Regions from separate parts of the Mus musculus genome. Here all the other regions are linked to region 3. The links are chromatin loops, found by intact Hi-C in ENCODE. Cell type or tissue: heart. All regions are shown on one strand. Each heading gives the region's core, and the rest is flanking DNA. Links, peaks and the distances in the headings are about the cores only. Region 1 has its middle 90 kb from the start of Gm10440. Region 2 has its middle 76 kb from the start of Gm10440. Region 3 has its middle 160 kb from the start of Stim2. Region 4 has its middle 92 kb from the start of Gm10440.

Evidence for each region. A loop is a pair of places that touch in the nucleus more often than their neighbours do. Peaks named below come from ENCODE experiments on the same cell type or tissue, not always from the same donor. Only the 100,000 strongest peaks of a DNase experiment are listed, where the experiment ranks them.
Region 1: it touches region 3 in a loop (3-fold over the local background); 2 of 42 quality-filtered maps call a loop at or near these places.
Region 2: a loop joins it to region 3, with 2.7 times the contacts of the local background. A loop is called at or near these places in 2 of 42 quality-filtered maps.
Region 4: it touches region 3 in a loop (3-fold over the local background); 2 of 42 quality-filtered maps call a loop at or near these places.

What each region holds. Positions count from the first base shown.
Region 1 is chr5:54,436,652-54,442,943 of GRCm38, reverse strand. No RefSeq gene overlaps it. Among named protein-coding and RNA genes, the nearest start is that of Gm10440, 90 kb to the right of the region's middle. In heart, for the core only: a CTCF peak has its summit at 3,455 (motif pointing left); no DNase peak of the experiment used is centred there.
Region 2 is chr5:54,422,405-54,428,696 of GRCm38, reverse strand. No RefSeq gene overlaps it. Among named protein-coding and RNA genes, the nearest start is that of Gm10440, 76 kb to the right of the region's middle. In heart, for the core only: no CTCF peak of the experiment used is centred there; no DNase peak of the experiment used is centred there.
Region 3 is chr5:54,152,100-54,158,391 of GRCm38, reverse strand. No RefSeq gene overlaps it. Among named protein-coding and RNA genes, the nearest start is that of Stim2, 160 kb to the right of the region's middle. In heart, for the core only: a CTCF peak has its summit at 3,368 (motif pointing left); no DNase peak of the experiment used is centred there; H3K4me3 peaks cover 336 bases; H3K27ac peaks cover 1,880 bases.
Region 4 is chr5:54,254,680-54,260,971 of GRCm38, reverse strand. No RefSeq gene overlaps it. Among named protein-coding and RNA genes, the nearest start is that of Gm10440, 92 kb to the left of the region's middle. In heart, for the core only: a CTCF peak has its summit at 2,704 (motif pointing left); no DNase peak of the experiment used is centred there; H3K27ac peaks cover 488 bases.

The DNA.
Region 1 (6,292 bases), core at 413-5,412, 280 kb before region 3:
TATCGTGAGTTCTTGGGTGTCTGCTATTGTCCTGAGGCCTGAGGGAGGGGCTCCTTTCGGAGTCTTTCAGTATCACAGGCTAAGAAAAGTGACCTAGAAGCCAGTTAATATGCTATATTGCCACAAATGCAAATGACTAAGGAAACAAGAGAAGTGGATATTTCTGCTGGATGACCCTGTGGCGCTGAAAGGCATCAGGCATCGACCAATCACCCACTAAAGGTTCACGAAGTGAACTAAAATGCAAACAGTTTTCTCTCAAAGGTATTTTCCCTTTCCAATTAGGGTTCTGTGAGATGACGTTAAAACTTTCCCAGCACTACTAGCAACAATAACATTTAATGTTGACTAGATATGTACCATATTTAGAAATTAAAGGTTAGTGCAGCATAAAAGGGAACACGTTTAAGATTTAGGCAGCTATCCTGGGTCATCACAAGGCAACACTGAAAGCTAAGGCTGTAGCTGCAGTTAGAGCGCTTGCCTAGCTTCACCTAGGCTGAGCCAGCTCCGGAATGGAGTAGTGATTCACACCTACATCCTAAATACTAAACAGTTAGATTCAAGAGGATCAGAAACGCAAGGTCATGCCCAGGAGAGGGTTGGCTAGAGACAGCCTGGTCTAGCTACATGACGTCTTGTCAAAGATAGATAGATAGATAGATAGATAGATAGATAGATAGATAGATAGATAGGTAGGTAGGTAGGTAGGTAGATAGATAGATAGATAGATAGATAGATAGATAGATAGATAGATAGATAGATAGATAGAATTAACCTTAAATGTGGGGAGCGGGTGTGGCGGCAGTCCCAAAGGCGCAATTGTGGCGCCTTTGGGACTGCTGCCACACCCGCTTCCCACACTTAAAGACCTTAAAGATTAAAACTTAAGCAGAGAAATATGAAAGGGCCTGGCAACAAGGAAAAATCATCCATTGCTGTTGAATTACATCAAAAGCAGCAGGGAGCAGATCTCTGGATCCAGGAGAGCTGGAGACGCAGCTGTCCATCCAGGACAGCTATAGGATCAGTGAGAAGTGCACTGGGAACAGGCTGGATGCTCAGCTACAGCTACAGCTACAGCACTCTGCTTCCTAGTGCTCTGTGCTTGTGTGAAGGAATGTGCAATGCAGCAACCAACACTGTGAAGCTAATACTTAGCTCTGTGCAGTGTGTGCCAGCTCCTGATGTGTTCCCCACTCCGTAACTGGAATGTCACAAGAAAGAGGTAGTAAAGGTTCAATAATAAGAACTTGAACGCTAACCACTATATTTAGATACTGTTGTACCCCTCTGTCTATAGACGGGGAGTCCATGAGGGAGAGAGCTGCTTAATCTTTCTCTCTTTGCAGGTTTCCAAAAATCCCCACTCATTTTGCATCCAGTTGTGCTTTGTACAAGTGCCAATCCCCTCCAATTCAGCCCTGATGTCAAGTGACAAAAGGAAATACTCCCATTTGAACTCTGCTTTTTTTTTGGCTCCAGACTCCTGCAAACAAAGGCCTTGCCTCTGATTCCCAGCTTGAGACCACTTTCTTAGATGACACATAGCCTTGTGTGGCCAAGCCGTTAAAGATAATAAATAAATAGAAGGACAATGTGTAGATTTCCCCCACGATGTAAATTAGAGAGCTGAAGCTCCAGGGAGGTCTTCCAATGGTGTCTCCCACAGAGCAAGGGACTGTTGGATTTCCGTCTGTGTGTCTCATACCATTGGTGGCCATTGATTAAATAAACATTACTTTGTATGGCTTCTTTTAAAAAAATTCAATACATGTTGATGCCTGGTTAAAAGGAAAGAAAATTGCAGTATTAAAAGACTAGTATTTTCAGAGTCTTGTGATGTAAATTGCTAATTTAAAACCCAAAATATTGTTAAAGTGTCTTTATTTAATAGCAGGTGATTGCAAGCTGTAATTTGCAAGCTGTAGATGCAGATGGTAATGTTTTTCCTCTCTTTTCAGCACTGCAGTACAGTATTTACTGCGGATCTATGCAGACGGGGGAACAGCCAACTGTGAAAGAAAAACGGCTCTGGAGGAAGAAGATGAAGTACAAAATTTGGGGGGATGAAAATGGGTTTGGAGACCTGCTCATGTCTTAGCCAAAGGAGGTTCTTCCTCTCTTCCTGGGCTGACAGGGTACCTGTTCAATAAAAGAAGCAAAAGATGCCATGTCTAGGTCTTCCAGCTGTTTCCAAATGTTAAAACATGTGTGCGAGAGAGCCTCGTATTTAATTTGGCTTGATTTGTCTATTCCTTACGAGCAGGCACGTGGAGAAATGGAGTGTGGGAGTGGAGTTGCCAAATAAAATGTAGGGCACCTAGTCCAGTTTGAAGTTAAGATAATAAACAGCAAAACTCTTATCAGAATAAGTGTGTCTTGTGCAATTTTGAATAGACTTACTCTAGCAAATGGTACAGGACATACTTACACCAGCAAGGTTTTCATGACTTATCTGAGGTTTAAATTTAACAGGGAAGCCTGTGCTTCTAATCATAGCCTTGAATGGGGAAAGGGTGTTATGATGGCAGGTGATAGACAGGGGTTAGAAAAAGGATGACACATTGTTTTTAAAAAAAAAAGTGACTTATGCTCCCCTTTGTTGTTATGACAACAAATTATCAGGCTTGCTTTGTTGTTGTACCTTTTCAAGGATCAAACTCATAGCTCTGTGACCTTTGCTGAATTTGCCATGATTGTGTCATTCACTGTGCAAGTGATTTCAAGCTGTCATTTGCAAGCTGTCATTTGCAAGCTATAGATTTGGGAGCCAAGGTTTCCACTGGAATCAAGGCCTCAAATCAACCCAGAACAATACGTTATCCCATCTTTGCTCATTGTTCTGCTATAATGCTTAGAGACTCCAGAAGAAACCCTGTATCCTAGTGATCTCCCAACTACCCTGATCACATATCAAAGCAAACCCACACTGGAGGCCATCATCAGTCCTCATTAATTATCTTCTTCCTCCTACTTGATGCCCATGGGAAACAATGGCATTGTGCACCTGATGAAGAGGGATAATGAATGGTCTCCTCTCATTCATATTATCCAAGCAACTGCTTCATAATCACAATAATAGCTTTCATCTACTGCAACCACTCACAAGAGACTTAGGGTGGACTGGACTTCTTTGAGCATTTGACCTTATCCTAATTTTGCAGAATTCTGGGACACTAGAACCCATAACTCAGTAAGGAAAATGGAAGGGAGCTCTAGAGTTTACTTGGGAATCTGACTTCCCTTTCTTCTTGGTCAGGCCTTCTTGGTTCAGGGAAGCATCTCCTGCTTTGAGATGTTTAGAGTGTACGATGCTAACCTTGAATATTACATCCTTGTCCTAGTTAATGTCTTATTCATATTTATTTTCAGAAAAAGAAAAATGACTATTCTTCATCTACTAAAGGCTATTATCTGAACCAATTAAATGTTATATTCTCTAGTGCCATCTAGAGGATTTTATACTAAGGAAATATGTGGGTCTGGTTGAGAGAGAAAAGCAAGCTGCAGCAGAAAAATAATTTCTTACCCATATCTAACTGTACTGTAACTGTATTTTATAGCTTGAATAACTGGGCAAGGTCACACATATACTGCATCTGGAGAATGTATAGGTGAGTGAAATGGTATTTTGCTTCTGTTTAGTGACACCTCAAAGGGGAAAATATTTCTCCATTGAAATCATGTCTCTTTCTCAAATTAACCCAAGCAGTATTTATCCATGATGTTTTAAAATCTGTTATCTGGACAGCTAACCTTCCCCTTGTTCAATGTTTTTTTTTTTTTTTTGTTTTGTTTTTTTTTTTTTTTTTTGTCTTCAACACAAATTACTTGACCAGGGCCAAGAAATTGTTTTAATAAGTTTCAGAATCTTAGGCAGACATTGTATGTCCCCAACACTTCCCTATTTCTTCCAATGAGAGAATGATGCCTTGACCCTTACTCTTGTGTCTAAGATCTTCTCTTTTCTTTTTTTTTCCATTTTTTATTAGGTATTTAGCTCATTTACATTTCCAATGCTATACCAAAAGTCCCCCATATCCACCCACCCCCCCTTGTTCAATGTTGATAGCTATGAATCCTATCGAGTGCTCCTTTGAAACTAAAGGAAAGGAAAAAAAAAAAAAAAACAGAGTACCATTTTTCAAAGTCTCTGTGTCTGCAGCCCCAACCACCAGCATCAGACCTCACAGGACCCTCCAAGTGTTCCCTTCACTGACTCAAAAGTACTGACTGATGGTGTATGGTGTATGCTTTTTCTAAAGTCACATGTCACACAGTTCATTGAGGTACACTCTGTTAAGCCAAATGAGCACATATTAGGGCAGTTCACAGCCTGTCTGTGTGAGAGTTCTGCATGAGGCACTTTTCCCAAAAGTTATTGCAAGAATTATTTCCCCCAACCTTCATCCATATAAACACACAATTCCCACTACAGATTTAAAATACTTACAAGATTGAATAGCACGGAATGATTTAAAATCAGGGGTGAGTTTACAATCCACATCACACTAGAGTACCAAAGACTGTGTTTCTGCCACTAAAGGGCACTTTTCTAAGTTATATTACGAACTGACTACTAAATGTCTTAGAGAATATTTCAACAAAGAAGGAACTTTATGCTAGGTTGAGCTGTATGCAATTCCTGACAATCAATTTTTGGTTTTAATTTAAAGCTTATAGGCTGAGGGGTGGTTCACTGGGTAAAGAACTTGCAGTGCAGATATGAGGACCTGAATTCAGATGTTTAGCATACCCAAGTAAAAAGCAGTACATGAGTGTATGAACCCAGCAGGGAGGGGAATAGGACCATGGTGGATCCCAGGAGCTCAGAGGCTATACATATGGCACAGCCAAAATGGTGAGCCCCATGTTTATTGAGAGACTTTGCTGAAGAAGAAGAAGGAGGAGGAGGAGGAGGAGGAGGAGGAGGAGGAGGAGGAAGTAGAGAGAGACAGAGGAACACACATGCTGTCAGCCACCTCTACCTACATATTCATAGGCAAATATACCCACCCATGCAGATATACAGCACACATGCACACACACACACTCACACACACACGCACACACACTTATTTGCAATTTAAGGAAATACAGTTTCTGATTCATCTACTTCAGTTAAGGGCTGTAGAAAGAAGCTTTTGCTGTGAATCATCTCCTTTGCTTGAGTTTTGATGGTCTCTCAGCTACTGCAAACAGCAGTTAATTGAACTGGATTACTTCCGAGGAGAACAGGACTTCCTCGTATACACATATGTGATCATCAAACCCGAGGCTGATCACACTTCACCACCAAGTGTGTGTGTGACAGTGAGCATGGAAGAGACTGTCTTAGCACTGTTCTTTCTCAGCCACTTTGTTTAATGTCTGCCTTGAATACGTGCACTTTAGCAGTTGGTTCATTTGGCTGGAGTAAGTCTTTCATGACAGGATAAAAAGAAGAGGACTGTTGTTGTCAGGAATGTATGATTGGGGTGGGGGAAGGGGTAGAATCATCAGATAAGAAGTCACTTTCTTTGATAAAAATAAAATGTACCAAGTGTTTCACAGCTATCAAAAAGCCCAGGTGCAACACTCAATGAAGTATGCAAAGGCCATGGGCCAGAAAGTAAAAATTAGATTTTTTAAATGGCATCTCCTTAATATTCAGTCAAATGATGGTTCATTTTAAAGAACAAAAAAATATGACTCTTTACATAGTTCCCTCAAAATATCCTCTTTCCATTCTTGTATTTCTTGTATAATAAGAAAGAAAGGCATTACTGAGAAAGTACAGATAGCTTCCTTCTCTATTTTAACTCACACTTTAATCACTTACCCAACTAAGGAAGAGTTTGTAAGAATACTCAAAAAGAAAAGGGTTGAGGAAAATATACCAAAACCCACAGAAATTAATACAGAGATAATAAAACAGAAACCATAACTATATTTTAAAAATGAAAGGAAAAAAATGGGACATGTGAGTAGTCTGGGAGAGCAAGAGGCAGAATGACAGGGGTGACATCCTTCTATCAACTCAAGAGCTCCAGCTCAGTGGGCAACAGCCCTTTTACCATGGCTCTAGCATGAGTTAGGAACCTAGAGTGTACTCACTTTTGCTAAACTGAGCAATAAGAAAGATGGTTAATATGATTTGTTTGTGTAGAATGAGCTGGTAAGTCACTGCCCATTCTCCACAGTGTCTTCGTAGTTACGGTGCAAGTTGCCTGAGTTCTTAACTTTGAACTCCGTGAAGCTATCTCAAAAATGCTTGTCTCCACTTTGTTAGCACAGCCTTCACCCTCAA
Region 2 (6,292 bases), core at 760-5,759, 270 kb before region 3:
TATGGTTAAACAGTGCCTAGCAACAGTATCCTCCAGTCGCTCTTCTCTTACAGCCACAATTAGCCTTTTTTCAAGGATTCTGCTCGGCTCAGATTTTTACAATTTTTTAATTATGCATTTTACGATATTTTAATTTTATGTTTATTCATTATTAATCATCTTTATTATATTTTAATTGTCAATGCAGCATCCCAAGCAGGGAGAGGGAGAACTTCACAAATAAGAATATTAATTTATATGCCTTAAAATAATAATTAGGATTTTAATAAAAATTACTCCCCTTAATAGGTCCCTGGGGAATGTAAATCCCCACCCTCTAATGAACTAATGAGCTAATGCTGAATATCATTAAGCACTGTGCTCACTTCTAACTGAAAGATTTTAAAGAGAAACAGTAAACTTCCAAAATGTTTACCTAGTTGCAAGCAGCAGCTTCCCTGTAAAGAGCTGTGCACACAGTCAAGATGTGTTGTGTTTACTCACATCTCTCCTATTCTGACACCCATTAGGGAAAGGGACACAGATAATTTCATTGCTGTTTCCACTTTGCCCCTGATTTTGTCCCTTATTACTGCTGTCTAGACTTCCCCTGGGGAAAGACAAATATCTATTGACCACAAATAGGGTACTGAGGACAGAGCAGAGAAAGTATGGTAGCTTAGTGAAGTGTAACTTAGTGGGCCAGTGAATTTATGGTATGGGTAAGGGGTTATTCACAGGACCATGGTTGAGTCAAAGGCAGCTGCATCACCAAAAGTTCCACTCCAGCATGGGTGATGACTTTCGAAAGCTGAATCTCTGGCTTTATGAGTACAAAGGTCAGGCATCGAAGCCACTTGGGGAATTTCCCCTCTCCTGAAATTTTTATTGTTATAAAAATTGAGGAAGAGTCCTGTGAGTCTTGTACATTTCAGGAGCTTCCTTGACCTTCTAAACTTGATTTACTTCCTGGGACTAATAAGCTGCCCTTCTTCATCCAGAAAGGTTGGTTTCAACTTAAAGGAAACAGCCACACAACAATGAGACATGAGCTACCCATAAAAACACAGCTCTGCAGAGCATCCTGGGAGCCACTCAAGGTACACACCTGCCAGTCAGGATGATGATCATCTTCCATCCAAGTATGCCACAGTGTTCCAGAAACACCAGGTGTCCTTCACAAGTTCCTGAACATGGATGAGACTGTTGTCTACCTCTTTAGCCTTGAAGAGCAGAGAGAGAAAGCAGCTTGTGGATTGGTTTTGCTTTGTTTTGCTTTGCTTTCACAGCTACCATGCAGAAATCATATGGAGGTTGAGCATACCAGATTCCTTGACACGCAGACTACCCTAGAGACTGCTAGTTTGCCTCTGAGTTTTTCTATTGTTTTGTATGGACACAAAAAGGAGGCTGTATGTGTTCTTCTAATGAGCATGCTCTTCTGAATTGCCAACAGTACTCTCTAGTAATGAATCCACTGATGTATAGCTTTATTGTCAGTTGAGAGTTTTTATAATCTGCTCCCATTTTGTAATCTAAGAAAGTCATTCTTGGCTCTGGCATGTCTCCTTCCAAGCAAAAGATGCTACAGCCATCCTGGAATTAACTTCATATTCTACCAGTCTCACTTTAAAACAGTGTTCTTTTAATGGATTTGAGGTATATCTCTTACCAGTAGGCTTTCAATGTATTCCTGTAAGGAGCATTAATTTTTTTAATGCAAAATGTGGTTTTTAACCCCACAAAATAAAAACAGAAAAGAAAGACATACACACGCATGTGCACACACACACACACACACACACACACACACACACACACTCACTCACACACGGGCACATATGCATACATTCACATGTAGGCAGAACATTTGAGGGTTGTTTGTTGTTGGTTAGCTTATTTTTAACTAACTGTTAAGACAATTCCTTTCGTATTATTTGGACTCTATCCTTCAGGATGAATCACTTCAAGAAAATTTCTATCCTGTTTACTAGGGGAATAAAATCTCCATGAGGCATGATCAGTAAAAGCAGTTAGCCAGATATCATGAAGAGTCATTCTTGCAATCGCATTTGGTGGCATGCCCAATGCCTCCTACTTCTCTAATTCATATGCACTTCTTGTAGTAAAACCCTGGGCACTTATCAAGGAAGCCCTTGATAACTAATCATAAGAATGGATCCTTCTTGTTTTTTACATGCCCTGTTAATTTAAAAAAAATTTTTAATAAGTTCACCTCCTAGAATGCCATGCATCTCATGCCAGTGATGACTACAGAGTCAGCACAGGATTCTTCCACAGGACTTCTGGATATGTACCCAAAAGAGAGGTGGGGGGAGGAAACCTTTTATAGAGATATTAGCAAAGCTATTTATTATTGCATTATCGAATATTATGGAATCCAGATTATGAAATCAAACCAGCAGGCTATCTTATATGAACAAATACTGAAGCTATAGTATACATGTACAGTAAAGTGTTTATATATCCATAAAGATAAAGACGACTAAAATTATACCATTTTCATGAAAAATGGAAAGACTGGGGTTTCCAAAACTACACAAACATAGAGACAATTATCATGTGTTCTTTCTCATACATGAAATCTAGGGTGGGGAAAGGAAAACAAAAGTGAAAAACAGAATACTAGAGATATGGAAGAAGCAGGGGTTATTGAAGAAGGAGTAAACATGATCAGAGTAGAATATAAGCTTATGTGGAGACGTCATAATGACACCCCACTTTGTACTCTAAATGCCTACTAATAAAAATGATCATAAAAATTAATACCAAAGGAAATGCCTCATGCCCTTGGCTTCACACTCCTACTTTGTCAACCAAGGAACAAAGTCTGCTGGATACCTCAAGAGTCCCAAAGGTCATCACAGAGCTTTAACAACTAAATGGGCACATCTGGGATCAGTAGGATATTCAGAGCCACAGAAGGGCAAACGGGGACAAGGGCTGAGGTTGGTTTTTATAATGAGAAAGCAGGAGGGACCATCGGAAAACTCACAGAGGTTGACTTGCTTATTTTTCGTTCTTTTCCTATAGGCAAGCAATTAACTCTCAGAGGAAACTGGTTGACTAAAATACCCCAGTGTCTGGGAAAAGGGCAAGGTAACAGCAATACACAGACCAAATTCCAAGAATTCTGTAACAAAAACTATACAGTTGATATAAGCTGTGTAAAGGATGGCTTGGAGAAAAAACTATTTGGGATTAAATGGGTAACATCAAAAAGTTGTCACATAATAAATGTCACAGCTTGTCTAAGGAATGAGAAGACCAAGAGATGCCAAAGCAGTGCCTGCCCCTGAGGAAAACAGAGTTCACAGCCTCATGTTAGTGGTAGAGGGGCATGAGCCTTCCAAACCTTGTATATTCTTCTTGTAGAGAAAATATCCCAAACTATCTTAGTCCAAGTTTGGTAAACATGACTCAGCTCTACCACTCTTGGGGCATATAACTAATGGACATTACTTGCTGCCACAGAGGGATACTGACTCATGTATATTTATGGCTGCTCTATGCATAATAGCCAGGTGATTGAGTCAGCCTAAGTGTCCATCAACAGATGAGTGGATAATGAAATTATGGCATATATAAACAATTGGATTTTATTCAGGCATAACAAAAAATGAAATTTGGAAGCTTGCAGGACAATGGAGTAAACTGGAGAACATTACATTAAGCAAAGTAATCCAGGGTCAAGAAGACAAATACTGTATGCTCTCTATAGTGCAGATCCTAGCAATTGTTAAATTGTCTGTGCGGGAATAAATATGAATAAAGGCCAGGAAAGCATAAAGAGGACTAGGAGAGTCTTTAAGAGAAGGAGTGGGAAAGGAAATACAATGCATGAAATATGAAAATGCAAGAGGGGACCCAGATGCGGAAGGATGGAGGAAGGGGGACAGCTGAATGGGGAAACTGAGACAGGAGCTGGGGTGAGGATTCAGCCAACACCAACATCACATATGAAGAAAATCTACCCTAAAACTAACTGTTTGCTCTCATTTTTGCTCACTGGAAAGACTTCTAAATTTAAATTTACTTCCAAAATAGATTTGCCAGCATTCTGGTTCAATTATATTGGTAGTTAACAGTATCTTAGCTAATTATTCACATTGGTATTCTGGTTGATACTTCTTTGCTTGAGAATTTGCCTCAGGTAACTTATTGCATCTGAACCTAGTTTGTAGGAACTACTGAAAAAATGAACTCTATCTCGATAGTGTAAACCTAAAGCTGCATAGGGCCATGTTCTATTTTTCTCCTGCCTCTTCTCAGCATCCTTGCTATCCCATCGGATACCTATATCTCTAGTACCTGGTTACTGACATCTTAGCTTTCATTACTGCCCAAGGTTGCCATCCTTTATATGTCCTTAATATCTACAATCCATCCAAGGCAATTCTCTGTTCTGCTATAGCACGCAGGCAACAATAGCCTTAGCCTCTGAAAATAAAGGAGTATATAAGATCAAGAATCAATACTGCACCACGATGCTTTACTGTACCAACACTTCTTCCCCAGACTTAGCCAAAATATTGTCTGTCAACCACAGAACATTCCCAACCTTAGTTCCTATTCACATTCATCAACCTTCCTATAATCTCAATAGAAAATGATGTCTGTCTGCATCTTAGGATTTGTTTACAATACTTCCATTTACTGAATGTATTGGTATAATCCTGTAATCACAGAACTAGCAAGTCTGCAGCAGGAGGGCAATGAATTCCAGGCTTACGTAGGCTCCATAAGAAAAGACTGCCTAAGCAAAATCATAGCTAAAACTGGTTACCAGGAGATCCTGAAAAGGTCGCACTGTTCTGTTAGAATCTATTCATAATGTGAGATTTCTTATATATAAAAATGCCACACACACATGAAATGATATTAGTACTACTATGAACCCCAAGTACAGGACTTCTTCCTTTACCCAGGCCTCTCCTTTAAATGTTCCTTTCATGAACAACTCATAATGACAGTTAACATTAAAAAAAAAAAAGGAGTGAACTCACACGTGCACAATACCACCACAGATCTCCAAGGAGACATTTTCTTCCATTATTGTGATTGAAGTATTACATAAAAGAAATAAAGAGACAAATTTAATTTCCAGAATGTCCCACTTGCATTCCTCAGCTGGTAGACTATAAGATTTCTGCTACTCTATGAATAGTATCCTGAAAACATAGCCCACACAGGAGGAAGTGCGGCTAAGACCTGGAAATAGCTTCCTGATGGTGTCTGAGGGATGCTCGGCCACAGGTAAGTCTGAAACTTATCCCAGCTCTGCAGGTGAGAATTTCAGTTATGTGAGTAGAAGAACATTTTTACTGAGAACATTTTGAAGTCTGACTTTCAATTGAAAGCACAAAATGGCCTGATGCAGTGATGGAGTCTTTGCACTGCTCATGGGAAAGTGATGGTTACGACGAGCTTCGGAGCAAGAGCTGCATAGCAAGGGCTCTGCAGTGGTAGTTCAAAGCCAGGACCAGGATCTAGGAAGGAAATATGCATCTTCTCTGTAGCTCAATGTCCAATTTCTGAAACAAAGTCTTTCTCCAAGGGCTCTATTAGTTGAAGAATACCAAATGGTCTGATCATTGCCTGACACTATAATATGTCTATAATCGTATGTCTCCTGATATTAGACTTGATTAAATGAGTATTTAAATGTAATTTGTCGACTAAAAGTGCAAATTTTACTTGAGCCAGTGTCCTTTGCTCAGAGACCTCATTCTTGACAGCCAGCTACACCAAGGAACTGAGGGACACGATCTACAGGAAGTAGATGGAAGGAGTTACTTGTACTGCTCTGAGAGTCACAGAGATTCCAGTCTTTCACAAGAGGGAGGAAGTCTTGTTAACATATGTACCTTTTTGATTTACATTTGAGGTTGACATTTTAGATTCTAAAAATTTCAGGCTGTGTCAGACTGACAGCTACAGATATAATAGTGTGAATTTAATGATGGTGTTGAGTCTCCTTCCTAACTTCTATGACAATGATCTTGCCAGTTTTAAGTTTGTGGCCCAGGGCCAATGCTAGCCAGAAGCCTAGGAAAATACTTCTTGTATTGGGATAGCATGCAGTTGTGGCTATGAGTTTCCAAGGTCGTTTTGAACTCTGCTTCTTTGTGATGCACATAGGCTTTGCAAGGAGTTACCAAGATGAGAAATCCATGATCCTGGAAGGAAGTCAGAAGTTCTAAAAGCTTTTTATCCCTAATTTTACACGAGCTCTTTGTGCGAACAACATTTCATTTTCAGCATGTCAGCATATGTGGAGATAGAAAGGTTT
Region 3 (6,292 bases), core at 442-5,441:
CCTCAAAATTCCCCTCGCCATCTATCACTGATTACACCATAGTAAAGCAAACATAATAGGTCCAATTCACGTCAACTGCACAATTGGGAGACAGTTTTAAATTTTATTCCGTAATGAGGGCGGCTTTATTGTTGAAGGTGCTGGAGGAATACAAATCAGGAGATTTCCTGTCTATAAAAAGGCCAGTATTAGAGTCTGGAGGAATGTGAAGTTGAGAAAAGGGACTCTTTCCAAGATTTATGTGTAAATAAAATGGGAGCTTTACAAAGTGAGGGAAGAGAACTCCTTGATGTGGCTCTCCTTTAGAAATATTTATACAGGCCTGTGAGCCGAGTCCAATAACTCAGAGTCGATATGGGAGGTGTTCACAAAAACATATCAAATATTAAAGCCCCCATTTTACAGAAAAACACCTTCTGTGCTGTATAGGCAGTGTAGGGTTTAAGCAAATGTCCCTTTGTTTTCCACTAAGAAGAATTGGAGCTCCCCTTCGTTGGTTTTACACTCTAGGAAGGAGGACGCTCCCTGTGTTGGAGAGTCAGGAAAAGTATAGAAAGGTGAGCACCAGCCTGGTCCTCAACAGACCCAGAAAGATGGCAGCTGAGTCTCCAGGCAGTAATGTAGAAATGAGGGAGGCCGACACCAGCTCTGTGGTGTAGCTCCATGGTAGAACCTCCCTAGCACATATGAAACCCCAAGGCCTATCCTGGGCACAGAGGGAAAGGAGGAGGCAGAGAAGGGATGGATGGAGGAGAAGGGAGAGATGAAGGAGAAAGAGGATGAAAGGGAGAAAAGGGAGATGGGGAGGGATGGAAGGCAAGCTTCATCGCTAGCACTAAGAGCAGGTAGCTGACACAGGTGACTGACACAGTCTTGAAGCCAAGCAATCACTGGCTGCCGAACTCTCCACACAATGTTACTGTCCTCTGCTTAGAATGCTAATGGTCTTTCCTCTTCTCCGAAAACATCTGTGGCACCCTTCTGACTCTCCAAGCCTATCCTCCAACTTCCTCCTACCCCACTTAGGCCTCAGCCTGAGCTCTGCTTCCTGTTCCAAGTCTGGCAGCCTTTGCTCATGCTGCCAACGACAGCTCAGGCGTTCAACAGGGGAGCCGGGTTTGACACAGGACTTGAGTAGAGGCACAATTGTCCAGAGGTGGAAATACAGACCTGCTGCTTCTCATAACTAGATCCCTCAGCCAGAGGTGACAGTGTCGACAATATACACCATGTATAAAAAAGCGCCTTGAAATTTTTCGCGACACTAGAAAGGTTGTCAAACTTTCAACACTCCAAGAAGGCGGATATTTATTTGCTCTCACTCACATTCCACTTAGCAGCAGCAGAGCCTCTGGAAACCTGGCCAGGACACAGGTCCTGCTTCTGTTGGGGGAATCATTTTAATTACCTCCAGTGGGGTGAAGCTCAGAGCCGGAGGCTTTGGATAGAAGAAACTCTGTTCAGACAAAGGTGCCCCAGAAAGTCTTGGTGAAAGATATCCAACCTCAGCAAAGGCTCTGAGGAGTCAAAGGGCAGAGAATGACTCCGACTACAGAGAGTGATTTAGTCACCGGAATAAGAGAGCTGGAGGTTTCACGTGCTCGGGCAATATTTCTGCTTTCTTAAACAGTTTTTAATTGGTTACTTTTGCATTACTGTGGCCAAGTATCAAAAAGAGCTTTCAAGGAGAGATTTACTTGTTTTGTGTTAGAGACGTCAGTCCGTGGGCGGTTTGGCCCAGGCAATTAGGTAGAGCATTGTGGAAAGGAGAGTTGAGCAGGCCAGGTGCCTGGGTCAGGAACATTGTAAACTGAGAGAGTCCTTGCGGGGTGGGTGGGAATTACCATAGAGGACTGTGGGCTGCTCCTCTGCCTTTGAGAGCTAGGATCCAGTCCATGCTGCCAGGGAGTACATGGGCGAGCAGAAGACAGAGCTAACATGACCAAGGCTCACTTAGAACCAAAGCTACCTTCCAGCAGACTGAGACTTCCAGCGGCAGAGGGACAATGGGAAAGCTGGTATTGGCTTTGAGACACTGGGTATTAAATTTAGGTATGCAGGAGAGTCAGGACCCCAGAGAGGCAAGGATGCTGTCCTCACAATCCAACAGTAAAATGAAAGGACTTGGCACAGTCCGTTAGACCCTCGGGAGAGTCAGTGTTTTCTCTGTGCCATTTCTTGTGTCTGAGGGCTTGTGGAAAAGAACTCACACCTGGTCTCCCCACAGGAGACCTCATCTTGCAAGCCACGCCCACCCGCCTTCAAGCCCCACCCACCTGCTTGCATCCCATATTGTGTTCACCTTCACTCACTGTAAGGAAAACCCTCCATTGCAGGGGCCATCATCATGTTGATACAATGTTACACACATCATTCCATCCCTGAAAAAAATTGCCCCCATAGGACCAAAGAACAGCCTGAGGGACACCAGAAGCCAGAGACCTCTAACTAGGAAGGATAGCAGGTGCTAAAAGTACAAAAGGCTCCAAGTTGTGGCTATGAACGGCAGAGTCCCGTTTCACACTCGACTGTCAAGTACATTAGCCAAGACAGGAGAGCACCTTCAAAGCCCAAAACACCAAAACCAAGGAATTAACTCACTGAAATATTAGTGGGTTGCGCTTGAAGACGAAATTGAATACTTAATATTTGTCTGTTGCCTTCCAAAGCAAATTGCACAAAATAACTCAAAATGAAATATTTAATTAGCTACTCTGAAATGGATTTGTTTTCAAGCCATTAATCTAATTAACACACCCAGCTCCCCCTGTACAGCACTGGCCTTGTTCAGACGAAGCCGGGATACAACTTGTATCTGTCTACTCGTGTACATGGCTATCTCTAAGAGCCTCCCCCTTGTCACACAGGCTATTTTCTGCTCCCTTGCTTTCTGTATTTGTGGGTAGCATTCATTATGAACAAAACAAAACAAAGACACTGCTCCAAATGAGGACCATTTGATGTTTCGAACTGTACAAGCTAAGGGCTATTTATCCGATGTGCACTGCAGCTGTGGCATCTGGATGCATGTGCACATGCACACCAAATGAACAGCCCGCATAATCGTGACAATTATACTTTGCAATATGTTCCCTTTTCAACTATTAACTCGGGAAGCTCCGAGGAAAAAGAAGTAGGGCGAAGGGGGTGGGGGGGGGGGTGGACCGACCTCATTTTGCTCCTTTAAAATTTGCAGCTTTGTGGGATCTACCTGCTTACCAATAAATTTAGGACTATTGATAATACGCTGTAATAAATTTACGAACAAAAATGATTCCCGCTGAAAAAATTACATAATGAACAAGTTTGGGGGGGCGTCAGAATGAAGAGCTGAGAGAATGCCAGTGCAATAGTGCCATCTAGAGGAAACAGTGGGGAACCGCACAAGCTTTTTTTTTTTCCTGCTTGGTGAACTGCAAGCCAGTAAGGAAAGCGTGACAAGCCTCTCTGTATATGATTTTTAAACGATTCAAATTCAAGACCACAGGTCTTTAATTTTTTTTTCTTCACTTCCCTGGATTTTGAGAGGTTGAACAGAGCATGCTGGCCAGGAGCAAAATCAGAACTGGGGAATTCGGACCTCACCCTCCATTCCTGAAGGTCTGAGCAGCCCCAGTCTTAACACTACCTAGTCTTTCTGTAGGCTCTCACTTCAGCTTGCTTGGGTAGTGTGGTTTGAATGTGAAATGCAAGTAGGCTTGGCTGTTCTGCCTGGTACCCAGCTGGTGGCGCTGTTTGGAGATGCGGTGGGAACTTTGGGAAGGGGGAATGTCTGGCTGGAGAAAGCATGTCCACTGGGAGGGAGGAGGTTCAGGGGCACTGCACACTTGAACTAGATCTGTAGTCCTGCCCACGCCGACCCCCCTTTTTATCATGAGACAAACAGTTCTATACCATAACTTCTGCTGCTGTGATGGTCTACCCAACTGTCTGGGCCAACCACTGAAGTCTCTAACATAAGCTAAATAAAACTCGCTTTCCTTAAATTCCTGTAGTCTGAAGAAAGCATGCCCGAAGGCCAGCTTTGGCTCAAACAGCTAGCCTGTGACATTTAGAGTGTTAAAAAAAATGTTTTTCATGTACACTGGTCAACCAAAAAGAGAAGAAACCTAGGAGGTTTGTTACACGTGTAGACATTTATCAAGTGAGGTTTTGTGCCCTGTGTCGAAATGCCAGTCTAGTCAGGTACGTGGTCCTCCCTCTCTAATTCAGAGGGTGCAGGGCTTAATGAAAATAATCTACTGCATACAAATGCACTAAGTTATTCCCCTGCCTCACCACATACTCTGAATCGACACCTGAAAATTCTCCAGCATGAATTGTGAGAGACACAATGGAAGGGAAAGGAAGGGAAAACAAGGGCCAATAAGCAAGAAGATGGAACAGTCATCTCAGACTACAAGCTGTCGTATAGCAAAAGGTGGTTGTAATCTCCAGTTTCATCGTAGCCTTAATGAACAAGGAAGAAAGTCACAGCAGGCGCCACAGGCTCCCGCAACTCCTCAAAGAATCCTGTTCTGCCCTTGCACAGCATTAGAGCTAAGATGGCCCCAGAACACCAGTGAGACAGTGAAGAAAAACTGAGGCCAGGTTGGTGGCCTTTTCCCCATCTTCATGGAAGTCTTAACAAGCGACGATGCTTTCCCCCTTGTTCCCACAACCCCTCGCTGCTTCTGAGTAACCTCATCAGACAGAGCTTTCACTGGGGCACAGTGACAGTGTGGCAAGGCATTTAGGTGGTTAGGATTGGCTCAAACACTGTACATAAGCTTACACCTTGGGCAATAAACTCTGATTCACCCTGATGCTGGGGGTCTCTGGAGTTTGATTCTGGGGGTTAGTCATCTGACTCGGCCGCCTCTCACCCTCCTTCCCCCATCCTCAGTCCTGTTCTCACAAAAATTAGCAGTGCCTACAACACAAAATAACCAAGAAAAGGAAGAAGAAGAAGAAGAAGAAGAAGAAGGAGGAGGAGGAGGAGGAGGAGGAGGAGGAGGAGGAGGAGGAGGAGGAGGAGAAAGAGAGAGAGAGAGAGAGAGAGAGAGAGAGAGAGAGAGAGAGAGAGAGAGAAGAGAAGAGAAGAGAAGAGAAGAGAAGAGAAGAGAAGAGAAGAGAAGAGAAGAGAAGAGAAGAGAAGAGAAGAGAAGAGAAGAGAAGAGAAGAGAAGAGAAGAGAAGAGAAGAGAAGAGAAGAGAAGAGACAAAGGCTACACACAACACTGCCCAGTTCTGCACTTGTCTGTTAACCAAATACATTGTTTCAAATAACCAGCAAAAGAGCTGAGCTATGGCCAAGGACTAACGACCCCTGTGTTCTGTTCTACTTGCTGATCAAATAGTTGCAGATTTCTATTAGCACAGAACAAAGGGAGCTAAAGCACACATATTATAAATCATTTAGCTGACTCCACTCTTAACTTTCCTGATCATTTCCTCACTCATTTTTTTAAAAAAATTTTTAATTAGCATATATCATTTTTCCTTCCCTTCTCTCCTTCCAAGTTTGCCATGTGCCCCCTCCTTTTCTCTAGATTATATTCATAGCTTCCAGACTTTTTTCCTTTAACTACTATTACATATATATTCATTCCTAAACATATAAATGCATCCTGTTCAGTTTGTTTGTTACGTGTATGTATATGATTTCAGGCTTGACCCACTAGGTATTGGATAACCAACTGAGAGCACATTTCTAGAGAAAACTATTTCCCCAGCTCTCAGAATTCTTTAGTTGCCTGCCATGCTTTGTCTGTGGGTGAGATTCCCTAGCGGTCCCTTGCATCTTAGTTTGTCTATTGGTGTCATCCTTGTTCAGGTCTTGTTAGGCAGCCATGATATTGAGACTTCTCTGATATTTCGAGGAGATGTAACCCCACCACCAGACATTCTGCTTTTCTCTCTTATCTCTTATAATCTTGCTCTCCCATGATGCTCTACGAGCTTTGCGTATAGGAGTTGTGTTGTAGATGGATCAGTTGTAGCTAGATAATCAAGTTCTCTGAATTTTGATTGGTTATGGGTTTGTCTGTTTGGTTGGGTTTTTTTTTTTTAATTGTTGCAAAGAGAAGCTAAACTCATCTGTGTGTATGATGTTTAGAATGCAGTTCAAATTATGCTTGTATAATAAAAGGCAGGTTTAGGTTCCCCTTCAAGATCGATGACCTCACTAGCAAAAGATGGTTAGTTAGGTTTCCAATACCTTCATGTAGAGCTGACATTAAGTCCAATTAGAGAGCTTTTAGTTATTACCAAGATATGAGTGCCAATGCTGTACCCTTGGGGCTCCCCTGTGT
Region 4 (6,292 bases), core at 422-5,421, 100 kb before region 3:
TATAAATTCTTGTTAATGGCCAATCAATCATGGCTGCCTTCTGTGCCCACATTATCACCATCTTTCATGTTGCACTCATACACACAGGCTTCCCCTCAGCCTTTCCCAGCAGCCAGAAGTCACTCTCAGATGATAACATTCAGCTCCATTGACATTATCAGGTAGCTGGTGACATTCAATTAGTGAAAGGCTGGGCTCTTCTATTAAAAACACTCCAGGAAAGATAGCTAGATCTCTACAAAATGACCACAAACTCGAGTGGCATTTATACTTGTGCTAAACTAAACAGAGCTTTAAGCTTTGACAACACTGGTAGCTTTGTATTATAGCTTCTAGTGTCCAAGCTAAGGGTCTCCTGATCCCATTGTTCATTGCCTGCCATGTTTATAACTTCCATGGGTTTACTTGAGATGTGCCAAGCTCTCAGAGCAAGAATTATTGTTGCTCTGTGAGAGCTAAAGTTATGTTTTACATTTTAATTACTGTGCCTAAGAGATTCGTAAAACAAAAATGCCTCTAACCTGTAAGCCCCTTGCCCAAGGAGGAAGTACTTTCTGAAATGCTGGAGGCTATTGTTTATATGAGATAACAAGCCGAATGCTTTTGCTTCCTTAAACAAGATTGTTTAACCCAACTGCTCCAAATATGCTTCATCATATGTAGGTGGAAGGTACATAGGCAGGAAACACATTATATGTGTGCTTTCTTATGATTGGACCTGGAGGGAAATATGACTTTCTTTTTCTAATGACTTTGCCTTTTCAAGCCTCTACAAAATGTGACTTGCCACCATTTTCTGGGAATCCCGGAATGAACCTAGCCAGAGTCCACCATCCTGATCAGTATTTGATTACCCTCCATGCAACGTCTTGTTTAGGACTTTGTATAAAAGGTGCTGACTCAGGGTAATCCACAGAGTGGGCTCTGAGTATCCTCAGGCTACTCCCTGCCTGTTTTACATCCCATGGTTGGGCATTTGATTTGAAGACCTAACAAGATAATATTCATAAGCAAGAACCCAGAGTTCACGAACACTTTTCTTGTTGAAGAACAACCTGTGTGCTTTAAAACTCATAAGGTCAGAATATGAGACTGTCCTCTTTAGAATTAAAGAGACCACTTTAAGAAGTCCAGAGTCAAGCAGGAGTTATTCAAGAATCCAATACTATGGTTTTTCCCTTTTTATCAATGTCCTGCCTCCTCACCTACAACATTTGGAAAATATTTTTATTACATCTGTAATGTACAGTGTATTTTTCTCTTGCTATCCATTACTCTAAACATACATTAGTATGATGCCATTTGCATGGCATTTATATTATATTAGCTATTAAGTAACCCAGAGATGACTTAAAGTATGCAGCAGGATAGTATAAGTTCCACGCAAACCTCTCCTATTCATACAAGGGACCTGAGCATTCTTAGGTGTTGGCATCCACAGGGGTCCTAGAGCCAATGCCATGCAGATCCTGGGGAACTAGATATTTTTTTAATGTGAATATAAAAAGCATCCTAACTTATTCTTTATCAACCCCCCTATATAACCTTCACATTAGAACCTAAGGGAATAAAAAAGACCTTAAAAATACAAATTAAATTAAATAGAAAATGTCAAATTACATGGGTAAAAAGGCTGAGGAATTCAACTGTGAAATGTTGGAAATCCTTTATGCTGTTTTCTTCTACATTCTCTCACCTCTTTACTCCTGCTATAGAAACAGGTCATCTCAAGCTACTTATATCAAAAGGCATGTAGTGGGGAAATAAATAAATCAAAAGGGGGTGGGAGGACAGGACACTTCATCAGAGTTACCAAAATTGGGGCATTTTTTACTATTTACATGAAAAATGCTGCATTTGCCTACAAGCCAAACTTGAAAGATACCCTCTGGGCTCGATGAACTTAACTCCTCTGTGACTGATGGAGAATTTCATTGAGGAGTGCCCCCAGAGAAGATTCATCTGGTCTCTGGTAGATTTCTCAGCAGCCAGTGGTGTTCAGCTACACCATGGGGTGTGTAAAATAAATAAAGGTTAAAGGATTATCAAAATGTGACCAACATCCGAGCTAACAGCACGCACCTTCGCGGGAGGGATATCAGTATTAAGGCAAAACACACTCGACTTTGGAAATGAATCTGTGGGAGACAGCTGTTCTGGACTTCTCCTCACTGGGGAACTGTTACAGAGAATCAGTTCAGAGTAGGTCCCCAGCAGCTGGCCCAGGCTCCTGGGGCTCCCTGAGACTTTCTGGCCCATCACCATTCACTTTTGTGTCTAGAAATCTAAAAGAGTATGGTATTTGAGCTCCTATATCCCCTTTGGAGGGGATTAGCCATGAAAACAACAGTGTTTGTGTAATGCTAGGATGAGGACTCCAGAAGGGGAAGTCTTTTATCTGTTGGTCTCTACTGGTAAGCACTGTAGGAGAGCAGGCAACACTGGGAGCAGACCTTTCTTAACCAGAGTTAACTGGCTAGACTTACTGTCTGCCAACCAGTTTGAAGAGCCTGGATTATCTTATTTAATCCATACACAATCCCATGGAGTCGCCCTTTTATTAACTGTAGTTTTCAAATAAGGAAACAATAGTGCAAAAGCAACTTGCCCAAGGTCATACAACTGAGAAATGGGGAAGCTTTGAGCTGGGCCCAGTTGGCTGGAGACACTCTCTTAACAGAAGTGCTACAGTGCCACCCTCTGGTCCTCATGGAGAAACATCCTTTGCCAATGAAATCCAGTACCATGGTATGTGTCCCCTGAAAATCTACTTGTTGAAAAGTAATCCCCAGATTATTTAAGACTGCTGGTCCTCCTACTGAATTGCCCTTCTCCTCAGCTTCTTTCAATCTTCCCTAATTCAACAGGAGGGGTCAGCTGCTTCTGTCCATTGGTTAGGTGCAAATAACTGCATCTGACTCTTTCAGCTGCTTCTTGGGTCTTTTGAAGGGCCGTCCTGATAGGTTCCTTTTTGTGAGCGCTCCATAGCCTCAGTAACAGTGTCAGGCCTTGGGACTTCCCCTTGAGCTGGATCCCACTTTGGGCCTCAAACACTGGATCACCAAACAGACAGCATTCATCAGCTGATATGAGGCCCCCAACACACATACAGTAGAGGACTTCCAGGTCTGTGTTCTTTCAGAGATGACGCACCTAACCCTAAAGAAACTGGAAGTCCCATGGAGTTTAGAAGTCAGGTGGGGTAGGGGGTGGGGGGTGGGACATCCATGTGGAGACAGGGGTGTGGGGAGGAGGTGTGGAATGTGGAGCAGTCAGAAGATGAATAGGAAGGTATGGGGAATGGAATATGAAGTATAAAAATGAATTATAGATAAAATTACATTTAAAAAACACAAAAAATAAGAAAAGAAAAGCAATGCCCAGGGGGGAGAATATCTGGGGAATGGAGTATTGGGAGGTAATTAGGTCAGAAGGTTATGGCCCCCGAGAGTGGCAATAACGTACTTACAGTAGAGGCTTCAGCTAGGACCTCCTGAAAGGAGGCATTACATTGGGAAACCAAGCCCACAGATGAGGACGTGGACTCCCTCTGGTTACTAAATGAACAGGTGCCTTGAACCTGACCTTCCCAGACTGTGGGTCTCTGAAAAGTGAAGTTTTGTGGTCTAAGCCCCTTCGTTGATGGGACTTCCTTGTAACACCCAGAACAGCATAAGTGCCAATCATATTATCTAAGCTTAATCAAAACTTAAGCCTGTGGAATGAAAGAGCTCATTAGAGAGGATGAATACTGACTTCATTTGAATGTGAACATTTGGAAGTTACACACCAGGCAGGAATGAACCTTGAAATTGGGCACTATGTAACCAACAAATCCTAGAGGATACAGAATACAAAGGTAAGAGAAAAGAAAAACAAACAAACAACAAACAGAAGCTTTAATGGCAATGGCACAAAATCCAAATATAGTTTCAAAATAAATAGTACTGTATATACAAGCAATATTATACAAATCATAATCATGTATTTAGAAATATATATGTGAATATACATATGTTGAATAACAATTAATGGGGGGAAAGGCCATGAATTTAAAAGAGCAGAGAGAAGCAGATGGGAGGGTTTGGAGAATAGGGAAGAGAAGTGGGAAATGATGTAGCTATATTTTAACCTAAAAAAATAAAAAATAAATATAATTTAAATGGTACTATAGTCAGATCCTGTCAGCAGCTACATCTGTTGGCCTGGTTCTTCTACAGATGTCCCTGTCTCTCTTTCTCTTCTGGAAACAAGGCCTCTAGTATGGCTACTTCTGATGGTGTCATCCAAGACTTCAAGAATATAAAGGTGTGGCAGCCCTCAAAGCCAGAAGTGAAGGCACTCAAGAAGGTCATGCTGTTCTCTCTCAAAACAGGAACAACATCCTGGAGGAGAGCAGGAAGATCCTGGTAAGATACCCAGGCCAGATTGCAGAGGACCATTACATCACCTCAGCCAAGATGCTGGCAGACAAGGGCTGCAGCTGTGCTCTCTATGGTACAAGTTAGAGACCAAAGAGAACAAGAAGAGGAGCCCTGGTGCTCATCTTCTAGGCACTTGATAATTTGTATCCCCCAAGAGCAGGTCTGGGGCTGCTAGACACCTAATGCTCTATGCAGCTCCAAGGATGCCATCAGGATGAGGATACTGGAAATCATGCATGAATTATAAGCAAAGTGCTATGAAGAGGTCAAGGACCACTGGACACTGGCAGAAAAACTAGGAGGCAATACTGGTAACCCCTTGGGGAGCAAGTCTTTGTGAGCCACCTCTGTCCCCCTACCTGGAGCATCTAGTAGTCTCAGACCTGCTCTTGGGGATACAAGCTGCCTCTTCCCTGCCATACTGGAGGCGATGGGGGATCCCTGTGGGGGGAAGAGCAACTCCTTCACCCCAGTTGCCAAACACTCCTCCACACCCACTCCCCAGACCATCTTTTCTCCATCCTTGACAAACTGCCACTGATCTTCTAATTCCTCTTGGGTTTAAGCATAACAATTCCCCTCTGTGGCACACAGTTTTAGGGAGCCTTATTTCTTAACAACCCCCCTACTACTCATCTCTCCTATCCCATGCTGCCAACATTTAACAGCAATATAACTGAACTTGTCTGTTTAGTTCTGTGTGTAAATGGAAAGTTATCTCAGACAGCTGGGTGTCCTCCCTTCCCTCCTGTTCTTGGCCACTTCTGAAAGCAGGACCACTAAGAGACCTTCAGTGTAAACAATTTCTGGACCACACTGGCCCATGCCTTTAAGTCCAGCACTTTGGAAAGTAGAGGCAGGCAAATCTCTAAGTATGAGGCTATCCTGGTCTACAGATCAAGTTCCAGGACAGCCAGGGCTAGACAGAGAGACTATCTCAGGAGGAAAAAAAAAAAGAAGAAAATTTTAAAAATAAATGGTAGTTCCTTCAGTGACTTAGTGTTTTATAGTAAGACCGTGGTGGAGTCTTTGTGGAGATCATGATTCTTACAGTTAAAGCGCCACTTAATTTTTCTCATTTTCCTCTGTCATCAAGTCCACTTAGAGCTAAATTTGTACATTCTGACTTTAAGTGGTAGTATGCCATACATACACTTAACCCTGTTCTTTCATTATGCTTTAATCACACTTTAGCTACTTTTCCCCAACAGTTGTATATGACTTTATTAAAGAATCCAAAGGAAAATATCAGAAATGATATTCACTGATGCCGATGTTGTTTGTTTCTGGAAGGTAGCATTTGGCAAACTATTCTAAGTGTTAATAATCATTATTATAACCCTTGCTATAATTAGAGAGTCATTTGTTTAACAGTCACATACATGGGGCCAGACATGGAGGTGCGTGCTTTTAATCCCAGCACTCAGATGGCAGAGGCAGACGTAATTCTCTGAATTCAAGGCCAGTAAGGCCAGCTCGCTCTACAATCTACATAGTGAGTTCTAGGACAGCAAGAGCTATGTAGGGAGACAGTATGAAACATATACACACATGTGTGCATGCGCGCACACACGCACACCCACACACAATCACATACATAACTAACATTTATATGACAAGAACTGTTCGTGGCACCGAACATGGTAGCCCACATCTAGAATCCAGTCAGAGCCACATGAGGGCCTGCAGAAGAGGCCAATGAGGATAGAAAAGGTGCTCAAAGGTTCTAAGGCACCAAGGATAGACGGAGCCCTACAGCACGTGGTGGCTTCTAGTACAGAGCTTTTGACTGAGAACCAAGTGTTTAGTAAGGTGGATGGCACATTAACTCCCCATAGTACAACAAATTGAAAATGATCAAATTCGCA